Regions from separate parts of the Homo sapiens genome. Here region 2 is linked to region 1. A link is a contact called in ENCODE Hi-C or POLR2A ChIA-PET data. All regions are on one chromosome and are shown on one strand. The core of a region is the stretch at or near the end of the contact, and the rest is flanking DNA. Distances in the headings are between cores, read along the strand shown.

Region 1 (7,375 bases), core at 3,399-5,898:
AGGAGGGAAGGGGGAGAAACAAAAAGGGGAGTTATTGGGGCCCCTCCTTCCCACCCCTCCCAGCTCCCAGGCCCCTTTCATGCCTACCCATCTGCCCGGATACCCACACCCTGACCTATCTCATGCCGCAGCATGCCCTCCAACCAGTACTGGCGGGCTCCGGTCAGGTTGATCGCCAATGTGGGCCGGCTGTTCTCCACCATCATCACTGCCTGGGACAGCAGGTCCTCACTCAGCTGCACCACAACCTGCAGGTGGCAGTGCTCTGAGCCATGGCCACCAGCCTGGGGCCAGGGTGCAGGTGGACCCAATGATGCCACAGGGCAGCGAGGCCAGACAATTGGCCAGGGCACCCACCCTTCATCACCTCTGCTCAGAACCAGCTCCCACCTCACTGGGGCAGGGGCAGGGGTGGGTCAGGTGTGGAGCTGGACCTGGGACCGCCCACAAGACACCCTGATTTGGGGCATGTAGAGGAAGGGCTCTGCAGGCAAGCTCACCTCCCCAGCGCAGCCCTCCTTCTGCATGTATTTGCGCACAATCGACCATATCTGGCACTTGGTGAGCAGCTGCCCCCCAGTGGCAGCCTCAAAGTGTTCATAGGTTCCAAACTTCTCCAGAACAGCCTCAATGATGCCAACTGCCTGTACACGGGGCCACAGTGGCTGGTCAGGACAAGCCCCTTGGGTGGTCAGGGCCAGGATACGGTGGGGAGGCTGGACTGACCTGATGGATGAACTGTCCAGAGGCCTCGCAGTACTTTTCCAGCACAGCCGTGGGCATGGGCTCCTGGTACTCAAACTGTGGATTGTAGGTGTAATGGGACTGGAAGAACTTGTCTCGCTCACGGTCCATGTTGGTTGGCCGCAGGGCCACCAACATGCAGGGGCTCTTGCTGGCAATATGGCCTGCATCCCTTTGAGTCTTAGCAATGTGAGGCAGGGAGGCTGCAGGCCGCAGGGTGCCCCCACCTGGGTTCCGTCCCCGTCCAGGTGGAGGCCGTCCCAGGGTGCCACGCCCCCGCCGGCCAGTACTATTTACAGAGTAGGTGCTCTCACTGCGACGCATGTGGCCACGGTGGCCCAGGAGCATCTGTGAGAACGGCTGCTGCTCAGGCTGGGGCTGCAGCGCTGGGGGGACTGCCAGAGCCAGGGGCAAGGCCAGGGACTGAGACCAGGGGTACAGTGGTGGCCCATCTCGGTCTGAGGGCTTCAGCCTATGGCGCAGGGATGGGGGACTGGTAGGCGGGCTGGGGGGTGCCTGATCATACGCCTGAGCCCCTGAGTCCAGCACCATTCTGTCCTGGGGGTCACATCCAGCCGGGTCACTCCAACTCCCCACACTGTCGACCTCTGGGGACACAGAAGGGCATGTGGAGACCAGCATGAGTGGGTGTGACCAAACGACCAGCAGGCCCTGTACTCCACATTGCCTCTGCTGGGCCCTTGGTGGGCCCAGGCTCTGCTACCAGGGGTCTGATTGGCTGCAGCGTCCATTGCCTCCAGCAGACTCACCCAAATATGCTGGGCCGGAAGAAAGCACTTTTGTTTTCGTTTTTGTTTTTTGAGACAGGGTCTCACTCTGTTGCCCAAGGTGGAGTGCAGTGCAATGATCATAGCTCATTGCAGCCTCCAACTCCTGGCCTGAAGTGATCCTCCCGCCTCAGCCTCCCAAAGTGCTGGAATTAAATGCATGAGCCATCGCACCCAGCCGAAAGCAAGAGTTTTAAACACCCACCTAGGTGGTGGTTACTGGAATCCTCTCAGCCTGAGCTCCTGAAGGCAAGGACTGAGCCCCTTACTCGTGATTCTAATCTCTGTGCTCACTCACTTAATCTGGGAGGTGGTACAGTGCAGCTTCAGCTGCCTGGGCAGATTAGGTAGGTGAGAAGACCTCAGGGACTGCCTTCAGCCTATGGCATCTTCTCAGTGCCACCCCTGCCCATCCACCTGGCTTTACCCATATCCTCCTGCCTATTTGGCCTCAGTCAGTTTCAATGTTTGAGGGCCCCATGCTTACGCCGGTACCCCCCAGAATGCCCTCTCTCCTCTGAGCCATCTGTTGAAATCCAAATTAGAATCTGCTTTTGGGAAGCAGAAGGAAGCTTCAGCAAATCCAAGCCAATCTCTGGCTTGTCCCCTATCTGAGGGATCTTTCCAGTGGTCATCCAAAGCCAGTGTCAGGGCGCTCACCCCGACTCTGTTCCAGGACTCAGTCCAATCCCAACCCTCCCCAGAGACTACCTGGAGAGGCTCCAGCTGCTGAGCTCCCTTGCCTGCTCAGTGACTCACTTCCAGCATTTCTCCTCTCTCCTACATCATCAATCTCTTCCTCTCTACTGGACTCTTTCCATCAGGATAAACACATGCTGTTACTTCTCCATCTTAAAAAACAAAACAAAACCCTCACTAGAACCCACACTCCTCCAGCTACAGCCCCGCTGCATCTCCCTCCACTTGCTCCTATTGCAGCACATACCTCGAGTCATCTATACCCAGTCTCCAGTTCCTTTTTTCCTGTTCTCTCTTAAATTCACTCCAATTAGCCTTTTGTTCCCAGCACTCCATCCAAATTGATCTGATCAAGGTCACCAATGACCAGCAATGACCTTCATATTGATCAGCACCCGATACAGTTAATCACTACCTCCTGGAGGCCAGGCAGGGTGGCTCACGCCTGTAATCCCAGCACTTTGGGAGGCCGAGGCGGGCGGATCACCTGAGGTCGGGAGTTCGAGACCAGCCTGACCAACATGGAGAAACCCCGTCTCTACTAAAATACAAAATTAGCTGGGCGTGGTGGCACATGCCTGTAACCCCAGCTACTCGGGAGGCTGAGGTAGGAGAATCGCTTGAACCCGGGAGGCGGAGTTTGCGGTGAGCCAAGATTGTGCCATGGCACTCCAGCCTGGGCAACAACAGCGAAACTCCATCTCAAAAAAAAAAAAAAAAAAAAAAGTCACTGCCTCCTGGAAACATGCTGTCCACTTGGTTTTCCAAACACAGTCGAACTTAGTTCTCCTCCTACCTTGCTGGTCATCCCTGTCTCCCTGACCTCTTAATACTGTAATGCTCCAGGACTTGCCTATGGAAACTTCTCCATTTACGTTCACTCCCTAGATGTTCTCATCCACTCTTGTGGTTTTACATACATTAGCTCAGACTTCTTCCATAAACTTTAGACCAGTGTTGCCAATTTCAGTGCAATTTGAGATACTGTCTATTTGCCCAGGCTGGTCTTGAATTCCTGGCCTCAAGCAATCTTCCCACCTCAGCCTTCCAACTAGCTGGAACCACAGGCACATGCCATCATGTCCATCTTCACTGCAGTGTCATCACTTGAATGTTTAATAGGCATATCAAACAGAATATGTCCTCTGTCTGGGATGTTCCTCCCCCTGTATAATGGCATGGGTCACTCTCTCACTTTCCTCAAATCTCTGCATCAATACCATGTTATTAGAAAAGCCTAACACACCCTCAATAAAATAGTAAACCTCCTCTCCCCTCTCCACTATCTCCCCTTCCCCAAATTATTGTTCTTTGTAGCAGTCATCACCATCTGGAGTGTACTTCAGTACAGTTTATATTTGTATGATAGGTATATTTGATAGTTATCTGTTTTATCTTTTCCAACATTCACAGCTGTGTCCCCAGAACCCAGAACAGTGCCTGGCCCGCAGCAATTGCTCAATAAATAAATGAATCCAAGAGCTCTTCTTTCAGAACTAGAATTATTCCTTCCCTGCACTTTGCTTCCCTATCTAGACTTCATCTTCCCCCTCTCCACTCCTCTCTACCCTGCCTAATGACCAGCTGCTTGAAAAGACTTCAGGTCCCAGGCTTCACTCCCTTTAACTAACTGTACAGTTTTTTGGACTCCTCACCCCTTTACAGGTTTCTGCTTGGCCCAGTCCCCTCCATCTCCCCTTCTTTCATTCGACATACCTCCTCGAAATTACCAGAATACGCCTGTTTTTTTCACGTCTCGGGTCCTTCCGCCAAGAATGCCTTTGCAATATATTCCTGGAGCAAACTCTTAACCATTCTTCAAGGCTCAGTTTAGGCCTCACTTCCTCCAGGAAGCCTTCCCCGCGTCTAGTGTCCCACTGCTTCGGCGACTTCTTTACTCAGAGCTGTCACTGTTGGAGTCTAGGTCCGTGTCCTCCCACAATCCCCTGAACTCCCCGAAGGCAGGAATGGGGTCTGATTCACCCCCGTGTACCAAGCACCCAGCACTGGGTGCATAATGAATGAAGGATGGATGGGGGAGGAGCCCCCCACTATTAAGGCGGGGTCTAGTGACAAATGAGAGGGTGTGGCCTGTGCGGAGAGAAGCCCCGGAGAGGACAAGGTGAAGAGCCAATGGGGAACCAGAAATAGAGGAGGGGCGTGACCTGCAGCCAATAAGTGGTGGGGGATAAGGTGAAGGGCGTGCCCAATGGAGGGTGGGGCCAGGAGACAATGGAGTGGAGGCTTCTCCGGGAGATCAGGAAAGGTCGCGTCGCGCGCCTCCTCCCGGCCTTTGGGGGGGTCCGTCCGCGTGCCGTGCCCCCACCTGTTAGCTCCTCTGCTCGCCGCCCGCCGCTCCCGCTCTGCTACACCGGCCACCGGACGCCCAGCCGGCGGGAGCCGTCGCCGATGACGTACGTCCTCGGGCGCGCGCACGCTCTTACGAAAGCGTGGGGCTTCGCGTCAGTCTCCGCGGCGGCGCGCCCCCGAGGCCACTGGGAGCGAAGCCAGGCAGGGTTGAGGGGGCGGTGTTCGTGGTCCTGGGCCCGCCCCCTTCCCAAGGCCACAGCGAGTTGCTGGGCTTCAGGGGCTCCAGGCGGCCAGGGCGGCGGAGACTCTTGCTCACGGCCTGGGCGCGGAGACGTGGGGGCGTAGCCCGCGGCCTCGGGAACGCAGTCTGCACAGAGGGCAGATGCCTGCATAGGCGGGGCGCAGCCCGTGTACCAGGACGGGAGCCAGGATACTTTAAGCGTGTCACTCTGCAAGAATTCCCTCAACCCTCGTGGGCACTTTTATTCCATCCCACCTTCCCCAACACACACAGACTCAGGCGTCCGGCAGCCGTGGTTTATTCTGCGAGCAGCAGGGCTCGGGCGCAGGACCCCGAGGGCAGGCAGGAGGCCGGCGCGAGCGCGGGCGCGGGCACTAGGCTGAAGAGGACGCGGCGGCTCGCGCGGGGCGACGGCGGCAGCGCAGCCTGCAGGGAGCTGAGCGCGGCCAGGTGCTGCTCCCGGGACAAGTCCCCGCGCAGGCCCAAGAGGGCGGAGACGTGGTCCTCGCTGCAGGGGCACCAAGGAGGCGCGTCAGCCCCGTCCTCCCCGCCCTCCGGCTTCTCTTCCCTTCTGGCCCCCAGTCCGCACCTCACGTCGGGAAATTGTTGCCGCAGGCCAGCCACCTCCAGGCCCAGCAGCGCGGGGTCGCGGAGGTTTAGCAGCTCCCTCAGGGCGAGCAGCACCGGCGCGCAGTGCGCGTTCTCCTCCAGGCCCTGAGCACGTCGGGGTAGGGTCTCGCGCCAGCCCTCTCTCCCACCCAGCCACTGAGACTCTCGCCCGTCTGCCCGCCCAAGAAGCTCTCACCAAACTGAGGAAAAGCTGCTGAAGCTGGGCAGCATCGTGCCGCAGGCGCTCGGCCGCCTGGGTCCTCTCGTCGGCTCCGCGGCACACCAGGCGGCCTTGCATCAGCGCGCTCAGGTACTGGAGCACCACGGCACGCTCGGCCTCAGCCAGCAGCAGCTGCGGGGAGGCAATCAGGCGGGTGCAGGTCGCCTCTCACCCGCGCCGCCCCTTCCCCAATCTTTTCCCCCAACCCACCTGAACCGTGGGGTTCCGCACGCGCCAGAAGTCCCGGCAGAAGCGCCCCGTCCGTTCACACACACTTTGCAGGAGCTCAGGGCTCGACAGCCATTGGCGCGAGGGCAGATCCGCGAACAGGGGCTGGGGAAATGATCCAGATCTGGCATTGCCGCGGAGACCCCCATACGTAGCTGTACCGCCACCTCTCCACCTGCTCCCATCCTGACCTGAAGGAGGCCTCACCTGGAGCTCCGCCTGCAGCGCCTCCAACACCAAGCGGTAGATCCTCCTCTGCAACTCGTCCAGCGCAGCTTCCACTGGAGCCAAGGCCCCTGAAGGCGCCCCGTCCAGCTGCAGGACAGACACTGAGGAGCTGGACCAAGCAAAACTACGGCTTCAGGACCAAGGCCAAGGCCCGCATGGCCCTCGGTGGTCCAGACCCTCCGGCGCCACCTTGTGGGGCAAGTGTTTGACGGGAGGGAGCGAGAACAGCGGCTCTCTGCACTTCTGGTCCCAGGCATGGACCAGGGCTGGGAGACGGGCGCTTGGCGAGCTGCAAAGGACACAGCCCAGCGAGACCTGCCTCAAATTCGCGGTGCGTCCTTGAGGAAAACATTCTTTCGGTTTCTGTTTCCTCATTCGTAAAGGAAGGGAAGTATCCCAGTGAGGAGGGAGTAAAAAATCATCACTTGTTTTCCTTGCCCCCACCAAAAAGAACATACCACCCAAGAGGAAGGGAGTGTGTGTGTGTGTGCGTGTATACACACAGCTGTAACCCCAGACATTACTGGCACAGAGTAGGGCCTTGAAATATTTGCTGGACGAATGAACAATTGACACCATGTGCCAGGCACTATGGTGGCCACTTTACATGTTATCTCATGTGATTCTCAGAACATTCCATTAGTACCCCCATAATACTAATGAGAAAAGTGAGATTCACAGAGATTAGGTAACTCATCCAAGGTCACACAACTAGTAATTAGCAGAACTAGAATTGGAACCCCAGGGCGATGTGAGTCCAAAGTCCCTAGTGTCCTAGTGTGGGCTGAGCCCATACATAATAGGTACTCAATAGGGGGTTAGTGAAGGTGGGGTTCCCTGGGGGCCTTCTGGTACCTGAGTGCTGACTTGTGGTTGAGGGCGGCCAGTAGGTAGGGCACGTAATGAGGGGCCATTGATTTCCCCCTGAAGTGGTCTCGGGAGAATCGGATCAGAGCATCACTGAAGCTGCAATGGGCAGAGGTGGCTCCTGGACTTGCTGCTATGCTGGCATCCCCACAGCCCCAGTCCCTGGTACTCCTGTCCCACCTCCAAGATACCCAAGTCCTTGTTTGAAAGAGCCCTTTCCCTGTGACATGTCTTATTCACTCAGAGCCCCTTTGGGCTGCCTGGGGAGCAGGGATAGGGATCAGGAATGGGTCAGTGCCTCAGCAAACCTCCTCAAGAATGTGCCCAGTTCTGACAGTGCCATGCCATGCACTCGCTGTTGCAGTGACTCACTGACCAGGCTGGCCACACGAATGTTCTCTTCCAGGATCTGCAGGCAGAAATGAGCAGCCATCGGCAAAG
Region 2 (6,565 bases), core at 3,348-5,847, 430 kb before region 1:
AGTGGGCCTAGATGAGTACCCAAATGCCTCTGTCCTTCTTACACAAGAGACTCTTACCCATGCCCTCAACATTTTTTTTTTTTTTTGAGACAGAGTCTCACTCTGTTGCCCAGGCTGGAGTGCAGTGGCACAATCTCGGTCACCGCAACCTCTGCCTCCCAGGTTGAAGCGATTCTCCTGCCTCAGCCTCCTGGGTAGCTGGGATTACAGGCGTGCGCCACCATGCCTGGCTAATTTTTGTATTTTTACTAGAGACAGAGTTTCACCATGTTGGCCAGGCTGGTCTCAAATGGACCTCAGGTGATCTGCCTGCCTCAGACTCCCAAAATGCTGGGATTACAGGCGTGAGCCACCGCGCCCAGCCACCCATGCCCTCTACTAAACAGCTCTTGGAGATGGTAGAATTACGGTGCTGGAAAGGACCTTGGTTCAACTTTGTCATTTTAGCAATAAGGAAATGGGGGACTAGAGGTGGTAGGATCAGCCCTCATTATATAATCGCCCATACATCGTAATCTTTACTGTTTAAATGAGTAAAGGCAAATATAAAGAAAGTAATTTTTTTTTTTTTTTTTTAAGAAGGAGTCTCGTTTTATCGCCTAGGCTGGAGTGCAGTGGTGCAATCTCGGCTCACTGCAACCTCCACCTCCTGGGTTCAAGTGATTTTCATGCCTCAGCCTCCAGAGTAGCTGGGGCTACAGGCATGCACCACCACGCCTGGCTAATGTTTTGTATTGTTAGTAGAGATGGGGTTTCACCAAGTTGACCAGGCTGGTCTTGAACTCCTGATCCCAAGTGATCCACCCGCCTCAGCCACCCAAAGTGCTAGAATTACAGACGTCAGCCACCACGCCTGCCCTAAAGAAAGTAATTTAGTGAATACACTTCATCTTTAGGTTATACAGATAACTTTTCTACCAAAAAAACCAACCAACCAACCAACCTAGGTACCAATGGTTATTTATTTTTGAATCATTGAAAAGATCTAACATAGGCTGGGTGCAGTGGTTCATGCCTGTAATCCCAGCACTTTGAGAGGCTGAGGCGAGCAGACTGCTTGAGCTCAGGAGTTCGAGACCAACCTGAGCAACATAGTGAAACCCCATCTGTACAAAAATTAGCCAGGTGTGGTGGCACACATCTATAGTCCCAGCTGCTTAGGAGGATGAGGTGGAAGGATGACCCGAGGCTGGGAGGCAGAGGTTGCAATGAGCCAAGATTGAGCCACTGCACCCCAGCCTGGGTGACAGAGTAAAACCCTGTCTCAAAAAAAAAAAAAAAAAAAAAAAAAAAACTAACATAAAACCAAAAGATTATAAAGGAGGCATTACTGAGCAGTTGTAACCCAAAACCATTACTCCAAATCACAATTACACTTGTAAGAAAACATTTTAAAATTATATGTAATCCTTATAAGAGTGTTTATCATGTGCTTTCAATCATCCTAAGCAGTAACTATTACTACTCACGTTTTAAAGATGAGGAATTAAAGAATATTACCACCTCTGAGCATCTACTCCTCTACCAGAAGAAACACAGAAAATGGGCATTTCTTTCATTCTTTCTTTTTTAAAAAACAGAGACGGTCTCGCTCTGTCACCCAGGCTTGAGTGTATAACACAGCTCACTGCAGTCCCCAACTCCTGGCCTCAAGTGATCCTCCCACCTCAGCCTCCTGAGTAGCTGCGATTATGACAGGAGTCACCAAATCCGGCAGAAACTACCATTTCTAAACTGTCACAAAGAGATTCAGGAAACTCTCCTATTAACATATGTTAAATTGTTACACTCTAAACCACACCAACTTCGGATTCTCTACTAGAACCAGGCAGAGTAACAATGGTCCCCAGGACAGCCAAGCATTTCTCTCATATAAAACTCCAAAGCTTTAAAAAATCTTTCTTACCACCTTTATGGGTTAAGTAAAAATTTATCTTCAGTATCTCTTTTTAAAGGCAGGCTAGCCAGAGCAACAGCTAAGTGTCCCATTCCCCAATTTTGCTAACATACTCTATAAAGGGGGTTAAGTCCTGCAAAAGATACGTACTTCATCTATTCTGTGATTAACTCTCTGAGAACCAAACAGAAAACTGAGAATGCCTGGCCATGCTGCAGGAACTGCACCCAAGGAAGCAGTCAGAGTCCTGCATACACCCCCTTACCATGGGACCAATGCTTCACTCACCATCTCGGTCCTCATCATGGACACTGAGGTAGAGATATTCTAGGCCTCTTCCTTTTTTGCCATGCTCAGCTCCTTGTAGTTTAGTCATGAGGGTTGTTTTACCAGAACCATCTTCACCTACAAAGGATGTTTGCAAGACAAAGGTGTACTGTTTATTCCGGGCAAGGATGGGGAGGCATGACACTCACATGACACGGAGAAACTAAGAATTTCATGCAAAGTCTGCTGTTGAAGTCTCACCTGCTTTCATAAACAAAGGACTTTGCTGGAAGAGTGGTTGGGAGGGTGGGGAGGAGAGGGTGGTAAAGGCAGCAAATTCCAAGATCTAAAATGACATTCTACTGCAGTTATCCTTACTTCAAAAGGGAAATAATGAGGCAGGTCCACAGGCCCTATCTATAATTTATAAGACATGCATTCGGAGAAGTGAAAGTAAAAGGTAGGGTTAGTTTCTCACAAGAAAAAGTTTCACCACAAGAAAAACAAGAAATCTTCAAAATATGATACAATTAACCTAAAAGTCCAGGTACTGTGAACTAAAAAAAGTCTGATCCTGCTTCACAATGGTGAAGAATGGAAGTTATTCACTTTTGATTTTAGTACATCTCCTTCACAAACATTCTGAAGGCTAAGAAACTGACGAAAATAATTATAGACCTAGCAAAACTCTTCAGTACAATCTCAGTTAATTATTAAGCACTTCTTCATCTCCCTCCACCCAAACAACACCCCCCTTCCCCGGATCCTTAAACATCAAGGAGAACCATCGCCAAACATTACTAGGCACTTCTGCCATTTAATAATATGGAATTACAGAACATGAGAATTGAAAGGCAGTCAGTCCACAGATCAAAGACCTCCTCTCCATCTCCAATGCCTCTACCTTATTCAGGCCCTCTGCATCCAGACCAAGGTGAGGACCTGTCAGCCTGACTTCAGTACCTGCTCATTTTGAGCTACTGTCCCTCTGCAGGCAGCGTTCTTTCTAAAACTCAGATCTGGTGATCTTGATCCCCCACTTCTTGAAGATCTCTAAGGGTCCGGTATTACCTACCACAGTCAATTCCTGAGAAAGGTCACACATTCTAACAGTAGGAAAACTACCAAGGCAGTGATTCCCATGGGAATTGGGGGATGGAGGTGAGATAAAAGCCATTTGAAAAATCAGAGAACTTCAGGAAACAGCACTAACTCTTCAGCCTTCCCACAATCTGCCCCCAACTTACCTTAGCAGCCACCAACCACAAGGCGCTTCTAGCAGTTTCCAAACCCCACACCCTCTTGTCATCTGTGTCCCTGCATACTGACACTTTTCTGCAAAATACTCAACCCCCGAATCATCCTCCTTCACCAGCTCTAAGCAGTGTAATGCTTCCACAATAATCGGCATGGTGCAATGCAATCACCAATACATCTGTCTTCCACCAGACTGAGATTCTTCTATAGTGTTTAAGAGTCGCCTATGCTGAGCCTGTGCCCAGCCCACAGGTCCCAAGCAACAAATGGACTTGCTGTGTGAATGTACCCAAACTCCCTCACTTGAGGAGAGTGAGGCCAGAGGGAGTAAGGGACCTGACTCAGGTAACCTAGCAGTGAGGGCTAGCATAATGGAGGAAACGTCCCCAGTGCTGACTCTCTGTCCTCTGCAAAGTCCCTAAAACCTCGGACTATGCACTACTGATGAGGCTCAAAGAAGGCTCCCGTGGTCATTTCCCCACAGCTCCGAGCCCAGGTCACCTCGTTCTCCCACCTTCTCCACCTAATCTCATCTACTAGCTTCCCCTCTCCACGACCTCAATTTGGTAACCGTCGAGGCAATGAAGGCATAGAGGGCCAAGTGACTGAAACAATATGCCGACAACCCCAAAGCACCACTACGCTCTCCAAAGAGGGCAGCATCCCACCCTCAGGCGCTGGAGGCTTGACCACTCTCCAGCTGACCGGCCAGGGCCGACGGTCCCTTTCCCGCCAGGCTGCGGGCAGGCGGCTGGAACGGGGAAGGCGGGGACCTGAGGGAGGGGCGCCCGCCTCGCCCACCCCAGCGACCTGGGGCAACGCCCCGCCGCCGGCGCTCACCGAAGACCAGGATGTTCTTGCCGGACGGCAGCTTGGACCTGGCGCGGGTGGACACTTCGCTCAGAATGGAGGACCTGTGGCGACAATGGCAAGAGTGGTCAGCCCCGGGCCGGGCTGGGATGGCCCGGCTCGCGTCGGCCCCTCAGTGTGTCCGACGGTCCGGCCCAGAGGCCGCGCCCCCCACGGCCCGGCCCGACCGCCCGCGGCCTCACCATAGGCTCTGGCCTTCCTCCTCCTCACTGGTCAGGTCGCCGGCGGCCGCCACCGCGGGCCCGTTGGGACCTAGCAGCAGCTTCTTCTCCACCCCCACCGGCGCCATCTTGCCAACTGCAGCCACAAAGAGGGCCCTCCCCCGGGCCCGCCGAGGACCCGCGAGGACCCGGGCCGGGCCGCCCCCCGCTCGCCGTCCCTCGCGCCGCGCCGCCCGCCGACCTTGCCGCGGCGACTGCGCCGCCCAACGTGTCCTCTAGGTCTGCGATGGCCACGGGCTCCCACGGGTTGCGAGGCCGCCGAGGTGGCGGGCGGCGGTCAGGCAGCCGCCGGGGCAGCCATGCGCGGGGAGGCGGTGGCAGGGGCGGGCACCGTCCGGACCGAGGGCGCGCTGGCGGCCTCTGCCGGCTGAGGGGCGCAGCGCAGCACCCCGCCACGCTCGCCGATTCCCCTGCGCCGTCGCGGGTCGGGCAGCCGGATGACCGACCCGAAAGCCTAGGCTTTGGGAATGAGACTGATGGACACAAAAGCGCCATTTATCTAGAGCTCACCATGTGCCAGAGTCACACATTATCTCACTGAATCTTATCTAACCCTTTCACAGATGAGGAACCTGAAGCTCAAAAAATTTAAGAAACCCACCCAAGGACCCAAGGCTAGAAGATAACATTCGGTACTTCTAATTTATTCCCCAACCTTGGACCATTATATCATGAACTTGGCCTAACCCTACTCAAGCCCTGCATTGAAAGACTAGCCTTAAGGAAGACCCCAGAATCCTCATAAATATCCTGCATTTCCCCCTCCTCCTCCGAAGACTAAAGACTGTGAAGTAGTGCTCTTGACCGCAGTGCATAATACACTTGGCTTTGCTTTATTAACATGCTTTTTAAAATGATGTTTTCAGGGAGCCAGCATTTCACACCAGAAGAGGAGCCCTTAATTTCCTTGGGGGCCAGCTGGCAGGTGCAGAGCGGGGAGAAAAATAAAAGGAAAGGGGATGGAAAAGGGAAAGAGCGGAGAGTAACCGAAGGAAAAACATACATTCCATTATCAAGCTTAATTTTAGGTGTGGCCTCTACTTGAGGGCTCTTGCCATTCTCTATGGAAACAGGCTAACAAGACATTTCTAAATATCACAAGGAAGTGGAATGTGGCAGAAAAGCACCACCTAAGTAGGTTTCAGATGAGTAGGATTGTGATCCTGATGCCAAAAAATCTGGCGGCATGAATTACGGGATAAAACAAATGGGCATATCATCTGCCAAACTGGATGTAAGGTTTAAACAAGACGAGAGTGAAAACCCACTGAGTTCCTCCCTTGGAAATCTGGGAAAATCAGGCAAAGTGCCAGAAGTCCTAAAAGGGCAAGCAGTGCTGAATTTTCACAGGACAGAAGATGGAGATGAAAATTACAGGCCAGTGAGCTTAATCAGCACTAAGTGAAATTTTGTGATTAAACACTAAAGGAAAAGAGAATACCAGATTTACACAGTATCTTTCTTTTTTGCAGGAGTACCAGGTAGGCGGATGCTGCAGATACAGCAAATGCAGATTTCAACAGGGCATTTGACAATTCACATCTTAGATGCGAAAGTGAAATCAATGCTGGATGATAGCACTGAGGCTTATTAAAGACTAGCCCAGAGGTGGCTGATGAAGAGGAGGGACCAGCAGATGAGGCTGCTAGGGGCCTGCCCAAACCTCCTGCCCTGGCCAGCCAATTCAGGGTGCCATCAGTGACTTGGATAAGAATACAGCAGCAGTCATGGAAGTTGTGGATGACCTGAAGCAGGAAGGGTTGCCTTATCTACTGCATGACAAACTGAGCAGAGACTAAATCTAACAAGTTGAAATTTAGCAGGAACTATTAAAGTCCTGTGGAAGAGTTTAACAAAAAAGCATAGGAAGGCCAGGTACGGTGGCTCACACCTGTAATCCCGGCACTTTGGGAGGCCGAGGCTGGCGGATCACTTGAGGTCAGGAGTTCCAGACCAGCCTGTCCAACATGGCCAAACCCCGTCTCTACTAAAAATACAAAAAAAAAAAAAAAAAATTAGCCAGGAATGGTGGCATCCGCCTGTAATCCCAGCT

The links. Hi-C counts contacts between places; a loop is a spot of excess contacts on that map. ChIA-PET counts read pairs that join two places held with the same protein, here RNA polymerase II (POLR2A). Pooled maps may share reads with other maps.
Region 2: a pooled map shows a loop between it and region 1 (6-fold over the local background). The contact joins the promoter of DYNC1LI2 here to the promoter of MATCAP1 in region 1. A Hi-C loop is called at or near these places in 6 of 50 pooled maps. POLR2A ChIA-PET finds 5 or more read pairs at or near these places in 2 of 52 experiments (H1 and HCT116).

The regions. Positions count from the first base shown.
Region 1 is chr16:67,179,315-67,186,689 of GRCh38, forward strand. It overlaps MATCAP1 (microtubule associated tyrosine carboxypeptidase 1), which reads right to left and starts at 4,649. Exons shown (of 7, transcript NM_001040715.2): 1 at 3,948-4,649; 2 at 727-1,352; 3 at 501-644; 4 at 116-248. The coding sequence starts at 1,296. It overlaps EXOC3L1 (exocyst complex component 3 like 1), which reads right to left. Exons shown (of 14, transcript NM_178516.4): 8 at 7,243-7,343; 9 at 6,923-7,033; 10 at 6,047-6,176; 11 at 5,822-5,944; 12 at 5,588-5,743; 13 at 5,372-5,496; 14 at 5,065-5,290. The coding sequence ends at 5,080. RefSeq lists an enhancer at 6,068-6,167.
Region 2 is chr16:66,747,012-66,753,576 of GRCh38, forward strand. It overlaps DYNC1LI2 (dynein cytoplasmic 1 light intermediate chain 2), which reads right to left and starts at 4,598. Exons shown (of 13, transcript NM_006141.3): 1 at 4,474-4,598; 2 at 4,262-4,335; 3 at 2,186-2,302. The coding sequence starts at 4,580. It overlaps DYNC1LI2-DT (DYNC1LI2 divergent transcript), which reads left to right and starts at 4,741. Exons shown (of 2, transcript NR_133569.1): 1 at 4,741-5,889; 2 at 5,985-6,565. RefSeq lists a silencer at 4,226-5,025 and an enhancer at 4,239-4,954.